Regions from separate parts of the Homo sapiens genome. Here region 1 is linked to region 2. A link is an interaction called in ENCODE POLR2A ChIA-PET data of the cell type or tissue named here. Cell type or tissue: OCI-LY7. All regions are shown on one strand.

Region 1 (8,000 bases), 130 kb before region 2:
CCGCCAGCACGGTGAGTCCCTCGAAGCTGCCCAGTGACGCATGGCCCGTGCAGGGCAGGAATGCACTGGCGTGCGGCACAGCCTCCTCTCTCTCTGCGGCTCTGCCTGACGGGCACTTGGCAGATAGCGTGTAAGAAAGGCCCTGGGCAGCGGAGGCTGCTGTGTGGAGTGGCTCGATTCCTGATGTGCGCAGTAGGAGAGAGGCCGGGGCTCAGTCAGGGAGGGGACCGGCGGCGGAGGTCGGTTGCCACCTGGGAGGCATCTCTGTGATGTCTGGAGGAGTTGACTGGTACTGCCTGGGCTGATGTCACTGCCACTTTGGAAGGCCTGCGTGTGGGACCCGCTTGGGGAATGCCCAGATGGGGCCTTGGCATGGCGGGTCCATCCCTGTGTGTGGAACTTGGCTGACCCTCTGTGGCCTGCTGTCGGCAGAAAGGGGGTTGTGACTGGGCCCCATACCGGCTGCCTGGGGCCTGAGTGACCATTCACTGAATGTTGTTGAAAGTCCAGTGTGAGCCCCGAGCCCCTAGTTCACAGGGGACCAAACTCTCTCTGGTGGGAACACGGTGGAGACAGGGCTGTAAGGCATGCAGCCCCCACTTCCTCTGGATTCCAGCAGGGCAGCTGCACCACCAGGAGGGACCCTTCCCTTGAAATCTGCAGAGGCCACTGCGCCGACAGACATTTGATGACCCCACTTCCCTGCTGCCCAGCGATCTGGGGAGGTCCCGGCCTTGGCTGTCGCCCTGCTTACCAACCAGGACCCTTTGTGGTGATTCCCTGGGTCCATGGGGTGTGACACGGTGTCCCCAGGCTGTCATTTTGGGCCCCGTGTGGCAGTGCTGACATCATGGGCACGTGGCCCAGCCCCGGGAGCCCCTCTAGAAAGGTCGAAGGCACCAGGCTGGGACGTGCAGAGGGGAGAGTCAGCGAGGGCTCCCAGAGTGGCCGTGGCCCTGAGATGCCAGGATCTCAGGGTCTTCTCTGCTCCTACCACCATATCACCCCCTTCTCCCCCAGGCCTAGGCCCCCGCAGAGCTGTGTGTCAGTCATGATAGCAATGACAGTGGCACACCAGCTGCATCTGTGGAGGTGCCCCTCGGGCACCAGGGTGAGGCCAGGGTGCGGCCAGGGTACAGCCAGGGTGCAGAGCTAGCCTCTGATCCCAGCCAACCCCGACCAACCCAGTGACAGATGAGGACTCTGGGCTCCGGGAGGCTAAGAGGGAGAGGGGAAGGGATGGGGTCAGGAGGGAGACGCTCCTCCCGGTGGGTGGGCCGGCTTGCTGAGAAGGCAACTAAGGCCAGAGCCCCTCGCCACAGCGGCCGTCCCGCATCTGGGCCTCCTGCGTCCTGCATCCCAGGCCTGGGGCGCAGCTGCACCAGGCGGAGGTGGCTGTGAGCACACAACGCCATCTGGTGGGAAGATGGCAGATCACAGCGAAGGAAGCCAGCTCAGCCCCACTGCAGCAGGGCAGGGGGGCTCTAGGTGCTCCCCCAGGCTCCTGGCAGTGAGTCCAGGCAGCAAGCGGCCAGGGCAACCAGGAGCCCGAGGAGCATTTAACCGGGCGCAGCCCCAGGATGCAACAGCTCTCATACAATTGGCCAGGAAGGCGTTCAGATGGTTTGGAAAACACCTGCTTCTCTCTCTTGGCTTCAGTCTCTATTTGCTCTCTTCCGGCCAGTGAGCAATGGTCAGGAAAAGCTCAGGGCCAGGCTGCCGGGGAGTCTGGACATAGGGGAAGCAGCTGCTAACCCCAGGGCCCTGAAGAATAATAACGTCCAGGCCCAAGAGCGCAGCAGGGCTGCACCCACACAGCTGGCCGGACAGCCCCAGCTGTCCTTCCTCCCTGACTCCGAGAAAGAAAAGGAAGTGATGGCAGGGAGGGAGGGGAGAAGGTGACCCAAATTGTGTGGAGCAGGTGTCTCTGCCTTTCTCGGAGCCAGCATCCCTGTGAAGGAAGATGGAGAACCGGCAGGATGTCCCTGACCTGCACATGCTCTGAAAAACGGCCAGCCCAGGGAGTCACACTGAGCCCCCCACAGAATTCTGCATTTGACTCAAGGCAACTTAAAGCACATTGCAGGGGAGAATTCCTGCCTCTGTGTCCCCATGAACGAAAGGTGGGGATGGCCTGATTCTCTGAGACGTTGGGGGGCAGAAGATAAACAAGGGGCATTGTGGTCCTAAATCCCAAAATTCAGAGAATCCCATCATTCCATTGCAAGCCCTACCCCTCGTCTCTGGTCCCCATCCCGAGACTCTGGGAGGCAAGCCCTACCCCTCATCTCTGGTCCCCATCCCGAGACTCTGGGAGGCCAAGGCAGAGGCCCTTCTAGACCTAGTGGACCAGCCACAAGCACTGACCAGCATAAGCACTGACCAGCACTGATCAGCCACCAGCGCTGACCAGCCACCACCATTTACCAGCACTGACCAGAAATGACCAGCCACCAGCACTGACCAGCACTAACCAACACTGACCAGCCATGAGGACTGACTAGCCACCAGCACTGACCAGCCACCCCCACTGACCAGCACTAAGCAGCCCTTGGCACTGAGCTACCCTCGCCGCAACTGCTGACCGGCCACACCACCCTGGGGCTCCTCCTCCTGGGACTGGGGCAGAGGGTCCCCATGGCATTTATTAGAGAGAGGCGTCTCTGTGCTTTTCCAATGGCTAAGCACAGGCTACTGCAGCCTCGTGCGCCTCCCAGAGATGGGCCATTGTCCATCCTTGGTTCCAGGGGGCCTCAGGCAGGTCCCAGACCCCAGATCACGGGGCAGGGGAACGGCATCTCTTGAGGAGTACGCAGATATGTCTAGATGCTTCTCAGCCAGTGTCTGCGGCACCTCCCAGTCTAACACAGTCCGGGAGAGGATCTGCAGTCCACTGCTTTGGTCAGGCCGGCGGGGTGACATGCTAGTGGGTGGACAATGGACGGATGACCCTGGCAGGGAGGGTTCCCTCCACCCTGCGGTGGCTTTTCCAGGTGACTGGGTCGCATGGTCCTGGAGAAGGGGTGTCAGTAAATACTCGGGGTTAGGATGGCCCTTGGTGTGTCCTCCTAGAGATGGGTGACAGGCAGGAGCCCCGGGACACTGTCCATGCCTCACCGTGGGACGGAGCAGGCAGAGGGGCCAGCAGGATGGCGAAGGCCGGCCACACTGCCGCACATGCCGCCAGGCTATTTTTACCAAGCCTAATCAAGAACAATCAGCAGAAGCTACAGAGATGCAGGGGATTTGCATGATCCGATTCTGAGTCCTAAATGTTAATTAAAAGTTATTTTCCCTTCACTGGCTCTGAGCGCGGCTGCACTGCCCACGTGAGGCTGAGTGGGGACCCTCGGCCCTCAGCACTCCCTCCAGCAGGTGAGCATGGGGTCTGCTGCGCTAGAAGCTGGTGGCCACAGAGGACACAAGCTTCAGACCCTGCCCCAAAGCCTCCTATTAACACCGATGGGTCCTGCAGTGAAGTTCTCAGGGACAGGTCCAGACAGCACAGAGTGACCCTGGAGATCTGGCATCACAGGCCTTCCTCCAGGCCACCCCCACCCCATCCACACACATGCTCACGGAGGGGGGGTCCCCTGGAGTCAGGAAGCCCAGCCCTGGCCCCACCCTTGGTCCCTGCCTGCTGTGTAGCCAAGGCCGGAGAGCTGGACCTCTCTGAGCCGCAGGATTTTATCCCGGCTTTCCACCTAGAATTAATCCCACCTCAAGGTGTCGTCGGGAGCACTGCTGATCTATGTGAAAGTTTAAGACTTCAGCAATATAAATCTGCTCTAAAAATGCCATGGGTGGTGCCCAGACCCCCATCCCAGGGGCATGGAGCTGGGTGGCGAGCAGACAAGGTTCCAGCTTTAACAGACCTGGAGTCCTGTCCCGTCTCGGTCTTTCATAGGTGAGGGGCTTACAACAATGTCACCAAAACCTTCTCAGCCCAGTTTCCCCAGCTGTTAAAAGAAGAGGGAGGGCCGGGCGCAGTGGCCCAAGCCTGTAATCCCAGCACTTTGGGAGGCCAAGGTGGGTGGATCACGAGGTCCGGAGTTCAAGACCAGCCTGGCCAAGATGTGAAACCCCATCTCTACTAAAAATATATATTTTAAAAAAAAATTAGCCGGGTGTGGTGGTGCGCACCTGTAATCCCAGCTACTCAAGAGGCTGAGGCAGAGAACTGCTTGAACCTGGGAGGTGGAGGGTGCAGTGAATCGAGATTGCACCATTGCACACTAGCCTGTCTCAAAAAAAAAAAAGAAAAGAAGAGGGAGGTGGTATATCATTGTTGTAGTTTAAAATGCATACATGATAAGACATATTTTGTTTTTACTGTATGTCTTTTGTGAATGATCTATTCCCCGTCCCAAGCAAGCATGAATAAAATCAGGTTAATTTTTTTCTTTTTTGAGACAGAGTCTCGCTCTGTCGCCCAGGCTGGAGTGCAGTGGCGTGGTCTCGGCTCACTGCAACCTCCGCCTCCTGGGTTCACGCCATTCTCCTACCTCAGCCTCCCGAGTAGCTGGAACTACAGGCGCCTGCCACCACGCCCGGCTAATTTTTTGTATTCTTAGTAGTGATGGGGTTTCACTGTGTTAGCCAGGATGGTCTTGATCTCCTGACCTCGTGATCCGCCCACCTCGGCCTCCCAAACTGCTGGGATTACAGGTGTGAGCCACCGCACCCAGCCCAGGTTAAATATTTTTTGAATAAAGAGGGAAGGGAGTCGTGGTGGTTTCCCCACAGGGTCTCCGAGGACAGGATGAGTGGGTCCCCAGCGTTTAGGATGTGCCCAGCTCAGCCAGTGCCTGGTTATCACAGTTGATGTGGAAATACAGATTTTTCTCTCAAAGGGGTTAAAAATGGTTTTGCCAGAGGCAGGGTGTCAGCTGAACTTAGGAGCCCTGGGGTCTGTGGGTCTGTGGTCCCCATGTTTTTGAGGTCCTTCTGGAAGTTCCCTCCCCAAGCCGCCCGAGGATGCTGCCTGCGGTCCCTCCTCGGAAGTGACCCTCCTGGCCAGGAAGAAGGGCAGCCCCAGCTCTGCAGGGCAGACAGGCTACTGGCCAGCCTCAGCGGGGGGGACTGGCTGGGCTGACCCAGGGCAGCTCTCGCCCACAGATCCCCAGCCCCTCAAGCCTGGCTGCGTGCCCACTCTGGCCAAGCCCTGTGAGTCCCTGACTTCTGCAGAAGAAGGGAGAAATTACGATTCAGCGTGAGTTCCTGAGCACAGGAATTTGGCATCTTAAAATTAGAACGGACTCAGTGCCCTTAATTACGCTTGGGTGCACAGTGCAAGCCTCGGCCGCACAGTGCAAGCCTCGGCCATAAATCATTAATTGGAGCCAACTTTTCCGAGCACAGAGGTGGCAGCCGCAGGGACCAGGAGCTCCCACCCACCCGACATCACCTCCCGCCTCCTTGCTCCTCCTACCAGGGACGGCTTCCCAGAGACGGCTGCAGAGGGGGCGCTTCTGAGAGGCCAACTCTGGGTCCACCCTGGGGCAGGGACCAACAGGACACAGGCCCAGAGACGTGGGGGAATGGCGGACTGGAAAGGACAAGCCCAAGGCAGAGACACACAGAAACTTGAGGTCCCTCAGCCTGGGGGTCAAGACTTAGTCCTCCCAGCCGCGGTGCTTCCGCCAGTCTCTCAGGCCTCCTTGGACCCGCCTGTCCAAGCTGCATGGGAGAGATGGGGCCCAGGGGTTGGGGGTGGGCGCTGGGCCAGACTCCCCAGCTTCAAGCCTGGCTCCACAACTGACCAGCTGCTGACCTTGGGCAAGTTGCCTCCCTTTCCTCATCTGTTCCTGCCTGATGGGTGTGTGAGGACCGAATATTCCCGGATATCAGTCCCTTGGCAGCGTACCTGACTCAAAGAAAGACCAATGAGTAAAACAGCAACAATATGGCCATCGTGGCTGTTGTATGATTAATAATGCCGATTGATAGCAATTGTGTCCTTCACCCTGGCACAGATGAGCTGCTGACAGGAGCTGCCTGAAGTTGTGCTCCAATCCCGGGTAAGAAGATGGGTCAACCTCTCTGTCCTTTCTGGGAAGGGAGCAAGCCAATCTGGTCTATGGACCCAAAAGCCCAAAAAGGGGTTTCAGGTTAATTTTTAGCTAAATGACTGGTCCTTTCACTCAAGCGGGTATTGCAGTGAGCAGGAGCAGGAGCAGGAGGAGTAGGGGCAGGGGCAGGGGCAGGGGCAGGGGCAGGGCCTGCAACTTCCTTCTGGTCACAAGAGCCACAGATCCGACAATTCTGATTTGTGAACTCAGAACTCAGCAGAAATCGTCACTGTTTTACTGAATAGAACACAGAATTGCAAAAAGCAATAATGTTGTAATGTCCAAAGGAGCTGTGGTTTGTAGGTTTACGCTATCAATTTTCCAATGCAAGCAATCACAGAACAGAGAACTACAGCTGGCTGTGTCCCCAGGTGGCTCCCAGCCCCGTCGGGGGGCGCAGCAGACCACACCCCAGCCAGACAGGAGCCGTCAGGGCCGGCGCTCAGCTGTGCTAGTTACAGTGATGGATCCGCTGAGCTCCGGCTGGGCAAGAGCACCAGGCTTGGGCACTTCCCTCCAATTAGATGCCCTCGTCCACACCGGGCTCCGGCCGGGAGAAGCAGCACCCAACGCCGGGTGGCTGGGAACGTCAAGGCCTCATTAGGACCAGCCGGACGCTTCTGAGTAAGCGGCAGCTCAGTGAAAGCATCAATCCCACGCTGGCCCATGGGGTTGGGGTGACAAGGGCAGCAGCAGAGTCCCATTTCCGCTCATTCAGACCTGCTCCGTGGGAAGAGGCAAAAGGAGGTCCTGAGCCTTCCAGGAGACAAAGCTGGGCCTCAGTGGCACCACTGTCCGTCAGAGGTGGAAGTAAAGTTCGCAGTCGGCCGTGGCTCATCTTTATGAGATATTGACTCACCGCCACTAGTCTAGTTGCCAGGAAACAGGATGTGGGAGGGACAGACAAAAATTAAGTACAGCAGCAAATCACCAAGATGCAGTCCTGCGTGTCACACCTGAGGAGCAGCCTGGAGCCAGGGGCACCTTCTGGCTTCCAGCAACTGATGGAAATTCAAACCATGACGTGTTCAGTCCTTGGAGTTCCAGAATCGTGAAAGGCGGGTCCTCGGCAGGCGTGGAGGCATCGTGGATGGCCGTTTTCAGAGCAGGGCAGGCAGCACAAACGGATGAACGATGCAGAGGCAGAAAAGGTCAAGCCGGGGCCTCTGAAACCAGGACCCCCGGGGCCTCCATTCCAGGAGAAGCAGCCTCACTCTGCCCTTCACCAGCCACGGAGACCCGGGGTCTATGGGCAGTGCCCTAAATGCCAGCCATGCCCTGGGGCACGCGGTCACCACCCCGCAGAACCGCTCCCGTGCTCGTTGCAGGAGTGCAAGGGCAGATCCACAGAGGAGCGTGCGGGGCCCCACCTTCCCAGGGATTTGCAGGCAAATGAGCGGCCGTTGACACAGGGACAGGCACACCTTTTCTTGAATGGTCTGGAGAGTAAATGTTTGCGCTTTGGCTGCCGGAAGGTCTCCGTGGCAACTCCGAAACTCCGCCATTGTAGGACAAAAACAACCACAGACAAAACAGAAGCGAGTGGGTGTGGCCATGTCCCAATAAACTTTATTTACAAAAACAAAAAGATTCAGGCCACAGGCTTGTTGTCGAGCCCTGACTTCACCTATAGCAAAGAGGCTACATAGGTGTCGTTTTGGGAATATTTGAAGGAGGAAGATTCTAGCATTGCAGACGTCTAAGTATGAGGTCAGCGCCTCGTCACCACCTGTCTCAGAGAGCTGATTAAAAATCTCACACCACACACAGCAGAGGTGGCACAGGCCTGTAGCTCCAGCTACATGGGAGGCCGAGGCAGGAGGATCACTTGAGCCCAGGAGTTCGAGGCTGCAGTGAGGTGTGATCATGCCACTAAACTCCAGCCTGGGCAACAGAGCAAGACTGTCTCAAAAAAAAAAAAAAAAAAAA
Region 2 (8,000 bases):
CTCAGTTTATTGCTGTGGATCACACCCCAGTAAAGCTCTTAAAACACACGCAGAGAGCCCTTAGAGAGCAAGAAAAAGGTACAACCCTCCCGGCAAAAAATAACGGAAAGCATAGTTTTAATCCTCTTCCTCCCAACGTCCTTCCCGAGTGAAAATAACTGCCAAGTTCACAGCTAGCACACGACCTTCCCCCACCAGCCCTGCCTCTTAAGAACACTAGGAGCTGCCCGAGAGTCGTATTAACAACTCTGTTCACCACCACACACAAAAACCAGGCCACGTTCAATGAGTTTTACTCTACCTGACCCCGTGAGCAACACAGGGACGTGAGTGTGCTGTCGATGGCACCCCAAGCGATCACACCCTCCACCACACTGCCTTTTTAACAGAGTATCTCACTGAGTAGCTCGGAGCATGAAACAGCTGCAGGGGTTCTCAGCTCCCAGCCTCCGAATGAAAGTGCGTGCTCAAGTCTCTGAAAAATAACACCAAGCTAGCTCCTTTGATGGAAAAGGGATCCCCCAAAATGACGCAGAAGGAACCGTGGTCAGGCCTGAGGAGCAGGCCACAAAGTACCAGCTCTGTGGGAGCTGGCTCCAGCCCCCATCTCCACAAAGCCGCAGGTGGACAGACTGCGCGCACCCTCCACACCCTCTGGAAAGCCAGGCTCCGCAGAAACACGAATCCAGCAGGCCACACTCGGCACAGGAAAGAGCAGCCTCTCCTGAAGGATCAGCAGCTCTGCTCCGCAGGCAGAAATGGGGCCTCCACCAACCCACCCACGGCTTGCTGCCGCCCCGTGAGTGGAGAGCTGGGCCCAACACTCTCCCCCGGGCTCTGATTCTAGGATTTATCCTTATTCCTTAGGTGGTCTGCACAGCAGTCAGCCAACTCAGCATCCCCTCATCATTTGGCCAAATTTCACAAATACGCAGTTGCTCACCTTAGAGCAAAGTTAAAACACCAACCCGTGGAGACTTCTACTCATGATTTGTTTCACTCGTTAATTCCTCTGCGACTCAACAGGAATGCTTACCCTCGTGCCTGTGTACAAAAGAGCTACGTGCAAATCAACACAAAAGAAATGGCAACAATACACCAAACTCCGAGTGAGAAGTTCACCCTGAAGTTTAAAGACTGTCTTTCACCTCAAAATGCAGAGGCACTGCAAAAGTGCATCTGTAGTGATGGCCAGATGTGGCTCTCAGGGCCCAGTGCAGAAACCTGGAGTGGAATGAAGTTTGGGAAGAAGCCAGCCTCGCAGCCCTGAGAGCCGAGCAGCGTCGTCAAAAGAGCAAGGTGCAAACCCTAAACGGGCACTGTGACTGATGGGACTTGCCCCTGGAAAACCTTCACCCAGCCTTCAGCATCGGCCTACACAGTCCCTCCTCCCCCTTGGCATTATCACAGTTGCAATTCGGTGACTGTTTTGTGATTTAGTCATTCCCTAACGTCTGTCTCCCCCCTCAACGCAAGCTCCCTGGGCTCAGGGATTAAATCTCTTAAGTTCACACAAATGAACAGATTGGAGAAAAGTTTAGTGAATGCACAGGTGTGCTGTGCCTACCCCAGGCCCATCCTCTCCCACCGTATATGCTAATTCCTTACCTGTCTCCGTTTCTCCTGCCAACCACAAAACCATACTACTGGAACTGTGTCAAATTTATCCATTTTCAGAACAGGATAAAATAACCTTGGCAAATAATTAATTTTCTGCATTGGATTCCTAAAAAAATCATTAACTTTACCTCACAAACATCTAAATCACATATTCATTCAAGAGGTGTTTATGCAACACTGACTGTCACCAAGCCCTCAACACACAACGGAGGGCACAGCAGGCATGGCCCACATCGCTCCATGCGCACGGGGCAAAGAAACAGTGACTGAGAAACAGCCTCCCGCCTGCCCCTTGACCCCTCTCAGTTCCCTGCTGGGTGGGCTGCTCTCCCCTCACCTCGGCGGCCTAGGTCGTGCAACCAGTCAGCCAGGCCAGGAGTTGTATCATTCTGAATTGCATTTTCCAGGTTGTAAAAGCAGCTTCTAAGCCATCTGATTGCTCACAGCCACCTCTCCATGGTGCAGGGTCCCACACGTGCTCTGCTCCTGCAGCTGAGCCTCCCTAAAGCACTGAGCAGAGGCCTGGACACCCAGGAGCCGCACCTGCTCTGGGATGCTGGAGGTGCTAAGGGGGGCCGGTCAGAGTGACCAACAGGGACAGACCCACCCAACACACGGGTTCTGGCCTTTTTGCCTACCAGGGCTTCTGGAAACTCAAACATACCCCCCAAAAAAATGCTACCTCCTTGAATTGAATTCTCTTTAAGTTAACTTTAAATGGCTGAGGTATTTTGGTAAAAATACTTCAGGATATTACAGTTGACCTTTGAAAAACATGGGTCAAACTTCCAGGGTCCACTTACATGCAGATTTTTTTCAACCAAGCAAGGACTGAAGATACGGCATTGACAGGACATGAAACCCACGTACACAGAGGGCTGACGTTTTGCTCGCTTGGGTTCCACAGGGAACTTGTATGTGCGTACGGGGCCCTGGAACCATCCCGAGAACACTGCGGGGCGACTGTATCTGGCGCCATCACTTTAGGAAATTCTTAGCACATGGACACACCTCCGTGAACAGGTACAGTGCACATGCGTGTCTGTCAAGCCACAGCCTGGGAGCAGAGCCCTGCTGCAAACTTCAACCCAAAGCTGCTTCTAAAAAGCTCGTGAGCAGCCTTCAGTGAGGCTGGCATCCACCTGACCTCCAACACAGATCTCCTTCCCGACAGTGAGCTCACATTCAGGAGTGCCATAAAGCACCTGCCTAAGCCTCCAATGATACTCAACAAAGGCACAGGCTTGCATCCCATAAATACCAACCCCTGTGTCAGCTACAGGTTAAAACTGCTTTGCTCAAAACTTAGGAATTCATGGGCCAGGCGCAGTGGCTCACACCTGTAATCCCAGCACTTTGGGAGGCCAAGGCAGGCGGATCACGAGGTCAGGAGATCGAGACCATCCTGGCTAACATAGTGAAAACCCGTCTCCACTAAAAATACAAAAAATTAGCCGGGCACGGTGGTGGGCGCCTGTAGTCCCAGCTACTCAGGAGGCTGAGGCAGGAGAATGGTGTGAACCCAGGAGGCAGAGGTTGCAGTGACCCAAGATCGCGCCACTGCACTCTAGCCTGGGCGACAGAGCGAGACTCTGTCTCAAAAAAAAAAAAAAAAACTTAGGAATTAATGGATCTAGGGAAGGTGTACATAGCTGTTTGTTGTACTCATTCTTTTAAGTTTGAAATTTTGCAAGATAAAACTCGGAGGCAAGGACTGTTTTGCTATCTAGACATGCAACTCTGTGTGATAATCTCCACTTGGGGGCGGTGGGCAAGTGGAGTAACAAGGTAAACAGTGGGACTCCTGGTAAACTCTGACACAGAAGCCCTTCGAAGGGAGCCCTGCTAGCTCTGCAGCACCAGGGCCCAGTGCCCACGTGCGCGCGCGCGCACACACACACACACACACACTCATACATGCACACTCCATCCAATCACCTGTACTTGGGGCTGCCGTGGTGGGGCGGGGTAAGGAAGGCCTGACTCCTGGCCTCCAGGAGCTGACAGTCTGGTAAAGAATGGGAATGCAGGCTGGGAGTGGTGGCTCACGCCTGTAATCCCAGCACTCTGGGAGGCCGAGGCAGGCGGATCACGAGGTCAGGAGATCGAGACCAGCCTGGCCAACATGACGAAACCCCGCCTCTACTAAACATACAAAAATTAGCTGGGCGTGGGAGCACACACCTGTAATCCCAGCTACTTGGGAGGCTGAGGCAAGAGAATCGCTTGAACCCGGGAGTCGGAGCTTGCGGTGAGCCGAGATCGCGCCACTGCACTCCAGCCTGGTGACACGGCAAGACTCCGTCTCAAAAAAAACAAAAAAAAGAATGGCAGGCACAGGTAACCCACAGTGGTCAGGGGAAGCCTCAGGGCTGGGCCAGAAGGAAGAACAGTGCGCCGCAGGGGCATGGTCACGGTGAAGCTGCCCATGTGGGTGTCAGGAGCTGGCCAGGTGGAGGAAAGACGCACAATGCCAGCGCTGCGAGGCCAGGCGAGCAGCGCAGCGGGCCAGAGCCCCGATAGGGGTGTGCGGCCACGTGCACAAGGAGAGGAGGCAGCAGAGGCCTCTGCAGCACTCCAGGGAGCGGAATCACAGGCAGGGACGCCAACGAGCCCGCCAGGAAACTGGACACCTGCATCTCCACAGTGCCCGGTCAGTGCAGGCAACGAATCTGAGTTTCTGGTGTCCTGGATAGGACGACACAGCAGCATCACAAGCATCACAGACGTCACCACCCAGAGTCAGGACACCACAGCCTTTTCATGCCAAAGCCCAATACTAATTTAGATTCGCTTTCATGCGTAGACAGACACATAATTTAAAACAGCTCTGAAACATTAAAATGATTTTCCAGTCATTCAACAGTTAATAAAGTTTACCCTGCCCAGCAGTGCCCATTTCGGCTTTTTCTTAACTGTCACACCCCACTGCGGCCTGTCGTGCCTCGAAGCACATTTTCAATTAGCCCTGAAGCCAGAGGACGCACTCGCAGGATGGGCTGGACAGTGCTGGGAAGGGTCTTGCTTGCCCTACTCCACACACCTCAGTACAGCCTCCAATTTTCCAATTAACATGCTTAGAGTAATAATTTTTTGAAAACAAATTTCGTCCAAAAACTTTACTAAGTTGCCAATAATGTTGAATTGTCTTATCTACTTTTTAAACTGGCCCCACAAAATGTATCAGGTGACCACGAAAGCAACACCAAGGGCCACACAGCACAGATGTGGAACCTCATGGATAAACACGTGGCAGGGCCTGATTCAGGAGGCTCTCCGTACCCCACCACCTCCACAATACGATGGCCTCCTTCACCTCTTCTCAGTACTCAATTCACTTGCCCAACTGCACCTGAGCTTCCTGAAATGCCTGAGTCTATTTGACAGACACAACATGCAACAAACAGGAAATGACTTGCACTTGGTCTCAGGCAGGTTTTTCTCCACGGCTTTAGGTGAAAGGCTTCTGTTGAAAACACTGAGCACCTGGTATCACTTCTGCCTTCGTGAAGCCTTCCCTTATATTCTCAGCCATTCCTGGTTTCTAATTTTCTCAGGTTTCTAAAATCTCTGAAACCCACAAGCCTCATGTGACTTCACTGACTCCCTCTTTCAGGGAGCCTGGGTCCAAGGTCGGAACGTGGCCAGGCTGCTCCAGGCTGGGCGTCCAAGCCCTCGTCCTCCAGGCACCGCACACCTTGAGGCCCAGCATGTGCAGAATCAGGCTGTGCTCGCTTCCGCCGACAGCAGTGAGCATGCTGGCTGGGCCCAGGGTGCCTTCTCGACACTTTGCTAAACCTCAGGATAAAGCATATTCATCTGCACATATTTAACTCCCAAGACTCTAAAAATCCTGCACTAACAGAGAGCCTTCACTTCTGCACAATTTTAACATGTGCTCTTTCATCTGCAGATTCTGAATTCATTCAAATGACACTTTGGGCATTCCCTTTGCCTTGACTGAGAGCTCAGTTCCAACTCTGTGCCCACCTCCCAGCCTCCCCCTACCCTACTCCACTAGCAGCTGAACAGAGCCCAAGGTGGGCGTTTTTCACTCTATTCTCCCTCTCCCCTCACTTTCTCATTAATCATATCTTCTTGGGTTATGAGTACTTTTCTTAGTCACCGTAAGTTCTTACTAGAGTAAGCACATGTGTCAACAAATAAAATAATCAACAAGCAAAGGCTCCCACCAAAACCCCAGGGAGACGCCGGGGTGCAGGGCATGCAGCCCCTGGCACCCGGAGACGGGGCTCGCAGGGAAGGCCCCGTGGAACAGCCCGGGAAGAGGGCAGCTGGCCCAGCAACACCGAGACACGGAACGCACAGGACACTTCCAAACAAAAGTTCCAGATTCTTCTCACCATCAGCAAGCAAGAAGGAAACAACCCTCCTTTCCTCAGAGCTCCCCCGCAGCACTGTCCTTCTGCGAGCCTGCACCTCCCATCTCGCACTCTTCCTGAAGCCAGCAGTATCTCAGCACCTCTGGAGTCTCCATGTTAAGACTTCACATATTTGGATACGTTTGATCTGCTAACTTAAAAACAGTTAGTGAAGTCACCATTTGGATGGTGCTTCCAGGCCAGCGGTGGGGGCAGTCAACTCTGCAAGCAGTCGGCTCTGCTTTTCTGAGAGGACAAGGACCATGCTCAGATTCCCTCCACCCCCGAACTCCTGCTCCCTGAGCTACCATCTCAGCAGTTTCTGTGTCCCCTGATGGGCCAGGACACAGGACTTCTCTAACCTAAAGTCTACACGTTTGTCCAGATGGCAACAAGCATCGCTTCTCTTCCACATGTTCACTGTGTTTTAAGGCAGCTTTATCCACAGAGGCTGGGGAAGGGAGACCAATCTGAGAGTGCCAGTGGCAAGAAGAGGAGCTCGGGGCCACAGGCAGCGCCTGCTGTCTGCAGAGGATGGGCTTCCAGAAGGCCCGGTGGCCCACCAGGGCCTCGGCTCTCAGCACCTGAAACCACATCCCCAGCACTCAACTCCCAATGTTCTGCTTACTTTCAAAATGTTTTAAATAGTGCCAATCCCATGCACAATTTCAAGAAAACTGAGGTCAGCTGGCAGATGACATGGACCTTAAATGACTTACAGCAAAACGTCAGTTCTCCAGAACCCAACTTTCAGACAACCTCACTTATCAGAACACATTGGCAGGGAGACAGCAAAGCAGGGGCTCTGAGCAGCCGGTGGCCAACCAGCACACACTGGGCACTGGCCCCAAATCAGAAACACATGTGGATGGTACACACCCTCCTAGAGCTTCCGATCAATCCGATTCATCAGTCTATGCTAGGAAGGGAAGCTGCCCAGCCCTCTAAGAACCTGCCACCAGCAGATCTTCTTGGCCTCATCTGAGCACCGAGACTGGCTTCTCGAAGGAAGCAGCTGGGAAATGATGGATGCGGGGGGAAAAAAAGAGGGGAGGCAGCTGTCTGGACGTGGTGAGAGGCAGGAGGGCAAAGAAAGCAGCAAGGATACGGTGAGGGAGTGACCTAGGAAGAGCAGGGCAGAGGGCCACCCACAGGAGAAGAGTGAGGCCACAGATGAGATCCCTCAGCTCTCAGCAGGGCGGGGTCAGGCAGGGTGGCCTCAGCCCCCAGCGGATGGCTCTGGTGCTCTCCATGAAGCAACAAGGGGAGCCACCTGCCAAGATGCGTGTGTGGCAGGAATCAGAGACCAAGGCAGAAGAGGGAGGTGGCAGGACAAAGGAGCTAACAAGGGCCCTGGTGGGTTTTAAATAATAGGAAGGCATTTGATACGATCCAACATCCATTGAGACAAACTAACAAATATCCCCTGCCCCAAGAAAAGCAAACAGAAAGCAACTTCAGAAAATAAGAAGTGGGAGCTGGGCAGGGTAGCTCACGCCAGTAATCCCAGCACTTTGGGAGACCAAGTCAGGCAGGTCACTTGAGGTAAGGGGTTCAAGATCAGCCTGGCTAACATGGCGAAACCCCGTCTCTACTAAAAATACAAAAATTAGCCAGGCATAGTGGCGCATGCCTATAATCCCAGCTACTCGGGAGGCTGAAGCACAAGAATTGCTTGAACCCGGGAGGCAGAGGTTGCAGTGAGATGAGATTGTGCTATTGCACTCCAGCCTGGGCAACAAGAGTGAGACTCCGTCTCAAAAAAAAAAAAAAAAGAAAAAGGGCCAGGTGAGGTGGCTCACGCCTGTCATCTCAGCACTTTGGAAGGCTAAGGCGGGTGGATCACGAGGTCAGGAGATCGAGACCATCCTGGCTAACACGGTGAAACCCCTTCTCTACTAAAAATACAAAAAATTAGCTGGGCATGGTGGCAGGCGCCTGTAGTCCCTACTACTTGGGAGGCTGAGGCAGGAGAATGGCGTGAACCCGTGAGGCAGA

Evidence for each region. ChIA-PET counts read pairs that join two places held together with the same protein. Peaks named below come from ENCODE experiments on the same cell type or tissue, not always from the same donor. Only the 100,000 strongest peaks of a DNase experiment are listed, where the experiment ranks them.
Region 1: POLR2A ChIA-PET joins it to region 2 with 6 read pairs; 2 of 35 experiments call an interaction of 5 or more read pairs at or near these places.

Annotation. Positions count from the first base shown.
Region 1 is chr20:61,895,037-61,903,036 of GRCh38, forward strand. CDH4 (cadherin 4) reads left to right here. Exons shown (of 16, transcript NM_001794.5): 8 at 1-11. Among named protein-coding and RNA genes, the nearest start is that of MIR1257, 55 kb to the right of the region's middle. RefSeq lists an enhancer at 6,046-6,939. In OCI-LY7, CTCF peaks have their summits at 1,420 (motif pointing left) and 1,619; a DNase peak (open chromatin) is centred at 1,405.
Region 2 is chr20:62,025,977-62,033,976 of GRCh38, forward strand. The region is part of intron 1 of TAF4 (TATA-box binding protein associated factor 4); the gene reads right to left. Among named protein-coding and RNA genes, the nearest start is that of MIR3195, 35 kb to the right of the region's middle. RefSeq lists enhancers at 2,029-2,664, 5,200-5,259, 5,300-5,369. In OCI-LY7, no CTCF peak of the experiment used is centred here; DNase peaks (open chromatin) are centred at 5,035, 5,335 and 7,235; H3K4me3 peaks cover 2,019 bases; H3K27ac peaks cover 3,602 bases.